Regions from separate parts of the Homo sapiens genome. Here all the other regions are linked to region 1. Evidence: read pairs that join two places in POLR2A ChIA-PET (ENCODE). Cell type or tissue: GM12878. All regions are shown on one strand.

The links. ChIA-PET counts read pairs that join two places held together with the same protein. Peaks named below come from ENCODE experiments on the same cell type or tissue, not always from the same donor. Only the 100,000 strongest peaks of a DNase experiment are listed, where the experiment ranks them.
Region 2: POLR2A ChIA-PET joins it to region 1 with 9 read pairs; 4 of 35 experiments call an interaction of 5 or more read pairs at or near these places.
Region 3: POLR2A ChIA-PET joins it to region 1 with 6 read pairs; 4 of 35 experiments call an interaction of 5 or more read pairs at or near these places.

Annotation. Positions count from the first base shown.
Region 1 is chr19:42,363,633-42,367,632 of GRCh38, reverse strand. The region is part of intron 35 of MEGF8 (multiple EGF like domains 8); the gene reads right to left. Among named protein-coding and RNA genes, the nearest start is that of MIR8077, 15 kb to the right of the region's middle. In GM12878, no CTCF peak of the experiment used is centred here; DNase peaks (open chromatin) are centred at 2,262 and 3,772.
Region 2 is chr19:42,496,046-42,500,045 of GRCh38, reverse strand. All of the region lies in intron 2 of LIPE-AS1 (LIPE antisense RNA 1), which reads right to left. Among named protein-coding and RNA genes, the nearest start is that of CEACAM1, 30 kb to the left of the region's middle. In GM12878, no CTCF peak of the experiment used is centred here; DNase peaks (open chromatin) are centred at 2,445 and 3,266; H3K4me3 peaks cover 548 bases; H3K27ac peaks cover 1,773 bases.
Region 3 is chr19:42,509,003-42,513,002 of GRCh38, reverse strand. CEACAM1 (CEA cell adhesion molecule 1) reads left to right here. Exons shown (of 9, transcript NM_001712.5): 6 at 524-653; 7 at 1,375-1,427; 8 at 2,083-2,114; 9 at 3,775-4,000. The coding sequence ends at 3,894. All of the region lies in intron 2 of LIPE-AS1 (LIPE antisense RNA 1), which reads right to left. Among named protein-coding and RNA genes, the nearest start is that of CEACAM1, 17 kb to the left of the region's middle. RefSeq lists an enhancer at 417-606. In GM12878, no CTCF peak of the experiment used is centred here; no DNase peak of the experiment used is centred here; H3K27ac peaks cover 1,070 bases.

The DNA.
Region 1 (4,000 bases):
AATGTTCCCAGAAGGAGACAGAAAAGAGTATCAGGAGTGGGGTTGCAAACCACAGTTTCTTAGAAAAATGTAATCCCAGCACTTTGGGAGGCCGAGGCGGGCGGATCACGAGGTCAGGAGACCAACACCATCCTGGCTAACATGGTGAAACCCTGTCTCTACTAAAAATAGAAAAAATTAGCCAGGCGTGGTGGCGGGCGCCTGTAGTCCCAGCTACGCAGGAGGCTGAGGCAGGAGAATGGCGTGAACCCGGGAGGTGGAGCTTGCAGTGAGCAGAGATCGCGCCACTGCACTCCAGCCTGGATGACAGAGCGAGACTCCGTCTCAAAAAAAAAAAAAAAAGAAAGAAAGAAAAGACAAGAAAAAGAACAAATGTGGCTGCTGAGGCAAAAAGGCTTCTCTTACCCCACACTGAGAACCTGAAGAGTCCTTGGTTAGGGGCTGGGTAGCAACTCACAAGCCATATTTGTATGTCAGGACCCCAAAAACGTGCACAATGAGATTCAGGCTCTTGGGAACTTACCTCAGTGTATAAGGCACTTTATTTATTGCTTGGGCCATAAGTGAAGAATAAGAGGAAAGAGGTTAATTTGGGCCGGCTGCCTGAAAGCACTTAGGAAAAGGCAAAGCAACCATGGAATCCTGAAATAGAAAACCCTGACTGCTGTGGCTGGAGCTCTGAGCCCACTGAGGGGCCTGCAAATCACTGAGACTTGCTGAACTGCCAGAGGCAAATTCTCTGCTGGGCTGGGCTTCCAGATCTAAATTTAGGGCACTTGTTGGCAGATGGTGGGACAATCTGGGAGGGGTAGAGAACCCTGAATCCTCAGTCCTGGACAGCACTTTCTGCTGTAATCTCCCTAGTGACCAAATGCAAAGATGCCCAACACCATACACTGCATTTCCTGAGTTCATGGAAAAGGTGTATGAACATAAGTTCTGAGAGCAGGACTCTAGCTCATCTGCTGACATTCCCCACTGCCTAGCAAAGCACCCAGCAGAAAGAAGGTGCTCAATGATAAATTCGCTGAAGAGAGGGAGGGAGGATGAGAGGAAGGAGGCAGACCAGAGAAGGAGTGTCTCCGCTGCCTGCCCCAGACTCACAGGCCAAAGCCATTAAAAAGAACAATGCTGGGCCAGGCGTGGTGGCTCATGCCTGTAATCCCAGCACTTTGGGAGGCCGAGGCAGGTGGATCACAAAGTCAGGAGTTCGAGACCAGCCTGGCCAATATGGTGACACCCAGTCTCTACTAAAAATACAAAAATTAGCCAGGTGTGGTGGCGTGCATCTATAGTCCCAGATGCTTGGGAGGCTGAAGCAGGATAATCACTTGAACCTGGAAGGTGGAGACTGCAGTGAGCCGAGATCATGCCACTGCACTACAGCCTGGGCGACAGAGCGAGACTCTGTTTCAAAAAAAGAAAAAAAGAACAATGCGGGATGGTTAGAATCAGGCAGCCCTTGAGCCAAATCATAACAGGTATCACCTGCACGCCTATTATGTTTGATTTGTGCGGTGGAATCTAAGCCAACACTTCTTTTTTTTTCTTTAGACGGAGTCTCACTCTGTCACCCAGGCTGGAGTACAGTGGTGCGATCTCAGTTCACTGCAACCTCTGCCACCCAGGTTCAAGCGACTCTCCTGCCTCAGCCTCCCGAGTAGCTGGGATTACAGGCACCTGCCACCATGCCTGGTTAATTTTTGTATTTTTAGTAGAGACAGGGTTTCACCATATTGGTCAAGCTGGTCTTGAACTCCTGACCTCACGATCCACCCACCTCAGCCTCCCAAAGTGCTGGGATTACAGGTGTGAGCCACTGCACCTGGCCTAATTTTTTTTTTTTTTTTTTTTTTTTTTAGAGACGGGGTCTCGCTCTGTCACCCAGGCTGGAGTGCAGTGCTGTAATAATGGCTCACTGCAGTCTCAACCTCCCAGACACAAGTGATCCTCCCACCTCAGCCTCCCAAGTAGCTGGGACTACAGACACACACCACTATGCCTGGCTAATTTTTTTTTTTTTTTTTTTGTAGAGATGAGGGTCTTGCTATGTTGCCCAGGCAGGTCTCGAACTCCTGGCCTCAAGTAATCAATCTGTCTCAGCTTCTTGAAGTGTTGGGATTACAGGCCTGAGCCACCCCACCCAGCTAAGCCATCACTTTAAAGCTAGGAGGTTTCATAGAAAGTCTGGTAAAAGTCCCCTCTCACATTCACATACACCATCAACAATGCTCATCTGGCCCCTGGGGACAGGCTGTGCTCTCCAATTCACTGGCCCCACCTCTTCCCCTTGCCACCCTCCTGGCCACTCCCCCATCTCCTTAGCTGCCCCAGCTCTTCAGGCGTGTGAGAACTTGGCAAGCACCGAGAGGCTGGGGGAACAGCGCATGCCCGCAGGACTGTGGGTATGCCTTCTGCTCCCTGGAGCTCCCACAAAGATAAATGATGGAAATTTCAATAATATCTGGGGAGAACCCATACTACCATTAGGATCCCAGGCTTGGAGACGAGAGGCCTCTGCTTACCACAGACCAAAATCACAGGGGCTTCTGCCCTTCTGGCCACATTGACAGCCCCCATGGGGAACTCCCGCAGCCACCCTCTTGGTGTGTCCCATACAGTGGAGACTGGGAATCCTCCCAGTGGCAGGACTTGGGTCAGCCAGATTGGCCCTCTCACCACTGCTCATTACAGTAACAATGATCATGATCATTAGCCATTTTTTAGTGCTTCCTGAATGGCAGGCATTGCTCTATGCTCTAAGTAAATTCTCCCCCATTTAACTGGTACAACCTCCCTAGGGGACAGGATCTAGTGAAATGATTCCCATTTTAGCAAACTCTCCCTGAGGTCTTGGAGAGGGGAAGTCACTCATCCAAAGTCAAACAGCCAGGAAGTGGCCAAGTTGGAGTCAAACCCAGATCCCACTGACTTCACAGCCTGAGCTTTTGATCGCAAGGCAAACTACCTCCGGGTGAGAGCTAATGTACCACTCCCAGGCAGGGCTCCTGGCACTGGATGCCAAGGTCTGTGGGATTCTTGGTCCTCCACACCCTGCCCTCCTGGTCTCGAATTTCCACGAAGTGCTGTTGGTTTCTTTAGTCCACCTCTCAAAATGGCAAGTGTCCCACATCCCTGCACTGTTGTCTACTAGTGTCTGGGTGGTGGCTGGACTGATCACTTAGTTCATGGGTTGTCGGATGGTGAGCAGTTTTGCCTCAATTGGGTCTTGCATAATCGAGGTATGAATGAGGAGTGGGCTCTGGCTGAGTGACATTGCTTCCACATGTGACAGTGGGAGGTGAATGTGTCTTATCTCCCACGGGGGGGCAGTGGGGTGGGGTGCGAATGCCTTTGTCTGCCACCACGACAGTTTAATCATGTCAGGTGGAAGCGTCTTTGGAATGGAGTTTCTGGAAACAAGAGAGCATGTGCCAGGCACTCCAAGGGGTGGACTGTCACGGGTACACACATGCCTGCCTAGGCCACACCCACCTTCAGGAATCATCTCTCCACCCCACAGCCTAGAAGAGGCCTAGATCTGACGTGCCACGTTTGAACCACGTGCTCCTAGCCCTCCCTGGCCACATCCCACTACACCAAGGCTGGACATGTAGCTCGTGCACTAAGTCAGAGTTTCTCCTCGAGAATGTGAGCTAACCGACAAACACAGAGATGAACGTGGTCTCTGGAATTAGAAGGCATCTAGACTGGGAGTCAAGGCTGCAATCTGAGGCCATGTGTGTTGACTATCAGACCGACAGAAACCCGACAATGGAGAAGTGTGGAGAACAGCTGAGATTACGGGTCATGTGGCCTGAGAGCAACAGAGCAGAAACACTTCCTGCTCTCAGAGTCCATCAAATACCCACACTTCCTTATAACAAAACCAGCTCGAGGGAGTGTCTGTTTCTTATAACCAAAAGTTCCATAAGTAGAGAGAGAAAGAGAGAGAGGAGGGAAGCAGAAAAGGTTTGGGAGGTTGAAGGAAGAAGCATTA
Region 2 (4,000 bases), 130 kb before region 1:
GGAGGAAATAATCTTTTTTTTTTTTTTTTTTTTTTTTTGAGATGGAGTCTCGCTCTGTCACCCAGGCTGGAGTGCAGTGGCGTGATCTCCGCTCACTGCAAGCTCCACCTCCCAGGTTCACACCATTCTCCTGCCTCAGCCTCCCACCACCACACCCGGCTAATTTTTTTGTATTTTTAGTAGAGACGGGGTTTCACTGTGCTAGCCAGGATGGTCTCGATCTCCTGACCTTGTGATTCACCTGCCTTGGCCTCCCAAAGTGCTGGGATTACAGGTGTGAGCCACCGCGCCCAGCCAAGGAGGAAATAATCTTTTACTGTGATAATGTTTTCTGATATGCTTGTGATACTGTTTCTTAAAATGCCCTTGTATTTTAGGAGTAAGTTGAAATATCTACAGATGAAATGATTTGATGTCTATGATTTTCTACAAAATAATTCATGGTTGGAAGGGGGAATATAGATGAGCTAAGATTGAACTGAAATGTTCATCACTGAAGCTGGATGATAAGTACATGTAAACTCATTATATTATTGGCTCTACTTTTATAACTGTTTTCCGAGAATAAAAATTCCTTGCTCTCCAGAAGCTTATAATAAAAGGAGTCAGACATTCCAACAAATAGAATACAATGACAAAGTGTTGGGTAAGCTCCAAGGGCAGCAATGGCTCTGGGATAGGCAGAAGGAGTCAGAGAAGATATCAAAGAAGAGTCCCTCGTTGACCAGAGGCTTTAAGGAAGAGTATCTCAGGCCAAGGAAAGACAAGCGGGTACAAAGGCATGTAGACATGAAGTGGCAGAGCTTCCCCACATGACTTATTAGCAGCTATGTTAGTGTGAGCGTAGGTTCTAGAACCAGACTACCTGTGCTGGAGTTCTGCTTCTGAGTGCCTGCTGTGAGACCTCAGGCAGGCTATGTGTAATGCCTCTGTGCCTCAGATTCTTTACCTATAAAACAAGGATTATAGCAATAGTAATATATACTTCAAGGGGCCGATGTCAGGAGTTGATGAGTTATTTAATGCATAAAATGCTTAGAAGACGGTGGGTAAAAAATAAATGCCAGCTATTAGCAATGGTAGCAGACTCCTAGCCCACAATACCACACATTCTGAAAAATCTCCTCCAATTTGTTAATTTATCTCCTTTTTGTTAGACTGTAAACTTGTAAAATAAGGACTGTGTCTTATTTATCTCTTTATCCCTAAAACCTAGCCTAAGACTATGCCCATAGTAGGCCTTGATCAGGAGTTCTTTCAGGTGTCAGGGTAGGGACCACCAACAGCCTCTGTCTAACTCGCTCTTTATTTCTCCATGTGATACCCTCAATTCCTGAAATTCTCTGGCTTCCTTTAGCTTCCTTCCTGTGTCTAACTCATCCCCTATTCTGCTCCAGGGTTGTTCATTTATAATTATGCCCTCTGGTCCCTCCCCTGGCAAGTGTTCCAGTGCTTCCTCTCCCTCTCCCCACAGATAAGATACTCTCTGAACAGCCTCTGCATTGCTTATTCTGCAATTAGTGAAGGGTGAGGGAGGCTGAACTCCTAGATCATACCTATTTGTGAAAAGTAGAATACTCTGGAAAAGAGAAAAGCAGGTCAGATGGCCAAAGTATAAAGCCTTCTAATGTAGCCCCAGCTTGAGGAAATCCTGTAGACATGTTTGTACCATCAGCTAAAATCTCACTGTAATGTTCTGAGGGTTTAGAAACTGCTAGGGAGGAAGGAGGCATGATGAGCAGGGAGCCCAGCTTTCTATCAATTTTTGCAAACTTCAGTATTTCTTTTTCCTCTGCTAGTAAACGTCCTCATTTTCCCTCAGAGCAGAGTCAGAGAGAAAGAAAATTGAAAGATCCATTTTCATATCCGGAGCCTGAAAACTGAGAACATGCAAGACTACAGATGGCTACTGACTCTACAGATGAAGTAGGAAAGTCAGATGCAGCTCCCTCTGTGTACAAAGTGCCCTCTGCCCTAAGCTGTGATGTGCGGCTGGAACATGATCCCAGTCTCCCCAAGAGTGGGGACTGCTGGTAGATCATTAACTAACTACCCACGAGCAGAAGGAAAAAGAGACCTCTGAAGTACCTCGCTCTACCCATTCTCCCAGTTTCCTCTGAGAGGACAATTCAAGGCCATGTCCCCAGCCTCAGGTTTAAGGGTTCTTTAATACAAAAAGAGTGGGGGAGGGGATCACAAAGCAGAAACAGGACACTGGAGAAAACAGACTGACCATGCTTTGTTTAAAGGTCAAAGTCTTGTGAAGCATGCCAATCTTTCTTCATTGCTTAGGCTCTGTATGATGTGAGCCTTGTCCTGTACTTGGAGCACTATGTGAACCCAGAGCTTTCCTTGCTTGGGGCTAGAGAAATAAAAAGGGGTAACTATTTAAAAAAGGCCAATAAACATAAACAGACTAGCAAGTATCTGAAATCCTAAGTGTGATTATAAGGAAGTGAAACTGATTTTCTTGTAGGCCTCAGACTGGTTTTGAAAGTAACTCTACATGGCAAGTTGACCAAAATATTTTGAGTAATGATGACAGAATTTTTTGAATAGATGTGTATTTATTCCCAGGACAACTACTTTTAAGGTGCCCATATTTATCTGGATATGATATACTTGTTAACAGAATCCTATACCTATAACTCACATGAGTTTCATAACTTTTTTGTCTTAACTTACATAGGACTGAGGAACAGTTTAATACTAGCAGGAGTTTAAATGAGCCAATTTCCCCATTTGAAGCCTTCCTGGTTAATTCCATCAGCCAGCCCTGTTTCGTCCAGAGGAGAAGGAGCAGGAATGGAAATGGACAGAAACAGACATGACATTCTCCCACTTCCATTTAACTCAAGAAGGGCTTTATTATCTTTATTGGAGAATTAGGCTTTGCTTATTCACTGGCTACTTCACATCAGACAGAGAAACTTAATTAATATAAATTATTCAAAGAACCAGCTGTAAAATTTATCACTAAAGTAACAAAGTACAGGGCAAGAGTTATTAGTGCTTCATGCATGTTTCAGCTTATTCTCTAAAGCTCAGCAACTTCTCTCTTCTTAAGAATTGTAAACCCTCCATACTGTCAGAGGTGTTCGAACCAGAGCAACTCCATATTGAACTGGGGCTGGGTAAAATGAGGCTGAGATCTGCTGGGCTGCATTCCCAGGAGGTTAGGCATTCTTAGCTGCAGGATGAGCTAGAAGGTCAACACAAGATACAGGTCACAAATCCCCTGCTGATAAAACAGGATGCAGTAAAGAAGGTGGTCAAAACCCACCAAAACCAACATAGCGATGAAACTGACCTCTGGTTGCTCTCACTGCTCATTATACACTAATTATAATGTATTAGCATGCTAGAAGACACTCCCCCCAGCACCATGGCAGTTTGCAAATGCCATGGCAATGTCTGGAAGTTACCCTATATGGTCTAAAAAAAAAGAGGAGCCCTCAGTTCTGAGAAATCCCTGCCCCTTCCTTGGAAAACTCATGAATAATTCACCCTATATTTAGCACATGATCAAAAAATAACCATAAAAATAGCCAACTAGCAGCACTCAGGGCTGCTCTACCTATGGAGTAGCCATTCTTTTGTTTCTTTACTTCTCTAATAACCTTGCTTTCACTTTATGGACTTGCCCTGAATTCTTTCTTGTGCAAGATCCAAGAACCCTCTCTTGGGGTCTGGATTGGGGCCCATTTCCCATAACATCTTCCAGAGAACCATGAAGGGACAATACTGGAGAGACCCCCGACTCCAAAGGAAAATTATCCATGCAGCACCAATTGGCTGACTCTGGGTAAGTGCTGGGGTACATTTTATCCTGGGTAAAGGACAAAGTTGGGTTAGAGGCCCAACCTGAAAGGGTTAGAATACCTTCTAAGACATAGCGGGTTGTGCTCGCTTCAGCAACACATATACTAAAATTGGACTGATACACAGAAGATTAGCTAAAAATTTTTATATATTAAAAGAGAAAAGGAAGGAAGGAAGG
Region 3 (4,000 bases), 150 kb before region 1:
AGAAGAGAGATCATCAACCTAGAAACATGGTGACTGGGGTTGGGCGCAGTGGCTCACGCCTATAATCCAAGCACTTTGGGAGGCCGAGGCAGGCGGATCATGAGGTCAGGAGTTCAAGACCAGTCTGACCAATATGGTGAAACCCCGTCTCTACTAAAAAAATACAGAAATTAGCCAGGTGTGGTGGCACGTGCCTGTAGTCCAGCCTGAGGCAGGAGAATCGCTTGAACCTGGGAGGCGGAGGTTGCAGTGAGCCAAGATCATGCTACTGCACTCCAGCCTGAGAGACAGAGCAAGACTCTGTCTCAAAAAAAAAAAAGAAAAGAAAAAAAGAAACATGGTGATTGAAAAAAAAAAATTGCAAGGATATAGTTAGCTAATCACCTTCCAGCAACCTTCCCACAACGAAACTGTATTCCTTGAAGGAACAATTAGAAACTACTTCATTCTGAGAGTTGTTTCCCAGCCCCCATTGTAAAATAATTTCACTTTCATTTCTTCTCCTCTTTTCTCTCCATGACAGATAATGCTCTACCACAAGAAAATGGCCTCTCACCTGGGGCCATTGCTGGCATTGTGATTGGAGTAGTGGCCCTGGTTGCTCTGATAGCAGTAGCCCTGGCATGTTTTCTGCATTTCGGGAAGACCGGCAGGTATGATGGCCTTTCCTCTTGTTCTGTTTCCTCCAAGGCTGACTGCCATGCTTGGGAGAGGGAAAGAATTCTTTGCCTGTCTCTGGGCCTGGATCTCATACTCCTCCCACTAAACTCCTGCTTCTCGGCACTAATTCCCACAGGTTTCCTCTTCCCTGGTCTTCGTGCTCCCTGTCTCCCATTATCTCTTGGACATGGGTATTCCAATCCCCATCTAATCTAGAGGAAGAGACTCAAGTATGTTCCTCTGTCCCCTAGTCAGGGAAAGCAAGGTCTAAGAAGGAAAACAAATGAAAAAATGAAAGAAGCAGCAGGAGAAAGCAAGTCATGTGCTCTGTTGACCACATTGGAAGAGGAGGGAGAAATAGCATAGGAAGAGAACCTAAGAGAAAGCAAAAACAACCAAAGTCCTCTTGAACAATAAATAGAGAAAAAAAAAAAAGTATCTACCCCGGAAAACAAAATGGGAAAGGTTTTAAGGATAGAAGTAGGCACAGAAGCAGCTGATAAAGAATGAAATGAAATGTGAACATCCAGCAAACAGGAAAAGAGTAAACACTAGAAGGGATTGTAGTTAGACTGAAGAACGAGGCCCTCAGAAGAAAGGCAGTATGAACATCAAGGACTCTAAGGAATTACCTGCTCACAGTGTCCTTCCTAACTTACGGAACAAAGATCCTGTGCTTGGGAATAGCAGTCACAGTTTCTGATATTTATTTAGGGCAAGCGACCAGCGTGATCTCACAGAGCACAAACCCTCAGTCTCCAACCACAGTAAGTAAAGCCACTTACCCCAGTGAGAACTGGTATGTTCCACCACGTGCCCTCCCCTGGCAGGGAATCCTGGATTCCCAAACCACTCCCTCCCTTCTGAATTTTCACAGAAAGGATCTCTATTTCCCAACCCTAAGGTGGCATAGGTCTTCCCACCCTTCCTAGCCACAGGAGTCCCCTGAGACACATCTGAGGAGAGAGGCTCACTCTGCCTAGGCCAGGCAGGCCTGAGGAAGATCCCATGTTTCCAGGAGCCATTTCCTCAGCCTTACTCCTTCCGCCTCCTGCCTCTATTACGGATGTGGGCACTCTCCCTTGGTGAGACTTTCCTTATCTTGTGGGTGCTGTGGGTGCTACAAGTCTCAATGCCCCTCCTTGCCACTGGAGCATGTTGCTGAGAAACACATCTGGGCAAAAATCAAGGCCTTGTGAACTGGTAGAACTCTTCACAAGTGGATTGTGGCCTCCTGTGGTTCTGCCCCTGCCCCCTCTCTGGTACTAACATGCTGGGTCTGGACCATACACTCTGAGGGAAGTAAATTCCTTAACTGATCCTTAAACTCCCCACCCTCCAACTGCCACCTCCTTCAGCTAGAATCACCTGAAGTCAGCTTTGCATTTCCATGGATCGCTAACTCTTCTTTTGCTTCTCCAGCTCAGGACCACTCCAATGACCCACCTAACAAGGTAAGCATAGCCGGTTTTCATGGGCTTATTTTCTCATGGAAATGATTCTGTGTAGAATTGATTATTCATGAAGACACAATGTAACATCAAGTTTGGGTTAATGTTCCTCAGTGCAACAACAAAGACGTATTTGTAATCACTCCCATGAGTCTACTTTGCAGCAAGAACATGCATTTTGGAATTATTCCCATCCTGTGTCTGAATACTGGATGTGACTCTTAGTAGCTCTGTGACCCTTGTCAAGTAACTTAACCTCTTTGATCATCAGCTTTGTCATCTGTAAAATGGGCATTCTGCCTACTTCAAAGAGAAGTTGAAGGGATTAAACGAGATAACCTACAAAGAGCACCCAGCACAATGGCCTAAAAAAGGAAGGCACTGAATCATTCTCACTCCCCTACCTTCAGTCTGATCCTGCTCTTATTGTCAAAAGGATAATTTCAATTTTAATAGATCTGAGATCCTGTTTTTTAATAATAATTTTATAGAATTTTTCATTTTATGGCCAGGCACAGTGGCTCATGCCTGTAATCCCAGCACTTTGGGAGGCCAAGGCAGGTGAAACACAAGGTCAGGAGATCGAGACCATTCTGGCTAACATGGTGAAACCCCAGCTCTACTAAAAATACAAAAAAATTAGCCAGCTGTGGTGGCGGGCGCCTGTAGTCCCAGCTACTTGGGAGGCTGAGGCAGGAGAATGGCGTGAACCCAGGAGGTGGAGTTTGCAGTGAGCCAAGATTGCGCCATTGCGCTCCAGCCTGGGCGACAGAGGGAAACTCTGTCTCAAAAAAAAAAGAAGTTTTCATTTTACCTTTTCAATAGAGCAAACATACATACTGAAAAGTGCTAAATCATAATTATACTTTCACAATGTATGAACTTTCACAAGTTGAACACACCCAGGTAAGCAGCACCCAAATCATGAAATACTACATGACCTCCCCTTAAAAAGAGACCCTTCCAGCCAGGTGCAGTGGCTCACACCTGTAATCCCAGCACTCTGGGAGGCCAAGGCAGGTGGATCACTAGAAGTCAGGAGTTCTAAACCAGCCTGGCCAACATAGTGAAACCTTGTTCTACTAAAAATACAAAAAATTAGCCGGGCGTGGTAGTGGATGCCTGTAATCCCAGCTACTTGGGAGGCTGAGACAGGAGCATCGCTTGAACCCGGGAGGCAGAGCTTGCAGTGAGCCGAGATCGTGCCATTGCACTCCAGCCTGGGCGACAGAGCGAGACTCCGTCGCAAAAAAAAAAAACTCTACCAGTCACTTCCCTCCAAAGAGGAGTAACCACTATCCTGACTTCTAATGCTCCAGATTAGTATTGCTTGGTTTTGTTCCTATCTAAAGGAGAAATAAAACATATCCTTATATGTGGCTTCTTCAACATTGCTTTGTGAGACTCATCCATATTGTATGTATTTGTGGTTTGCTGGTTCTCATTGCTGCATTATCCTATCCCATTGCATATATACCATAATTTCTCTCTTCTAATGATCATTCATCAGGAGGTCAGCAAGCAGAGAATGGGTAACAACAAAAGCCCTTCTCCAGAGCTAAAATTTCAAAATGGTAACAGCTTGTGGTGCTGAATCACACCAGGCAAGGTGAGGCCCTGCCCTGTGTCACTGACTTAACTGATCATTATTTGTGCTTTTCAGATGAATGAAGTTACTTATTCTACCCTGAACTTTGAAGCCCAGCAACCCACACAACCAACTTCAGCCTCCCCATCCCTAACAGCCACAGAAATAATTTATTCAGAAGTAAAAAAGCAGTAATGAAACCTGTCCTGCTCACTGCAGTGCTGATGTATTTCAAGTCTCTCACCCTCATCACTAGGAGATTCCTTTCCCCTGTAGGGGTAGAGGGGTGGGGACAGAAACA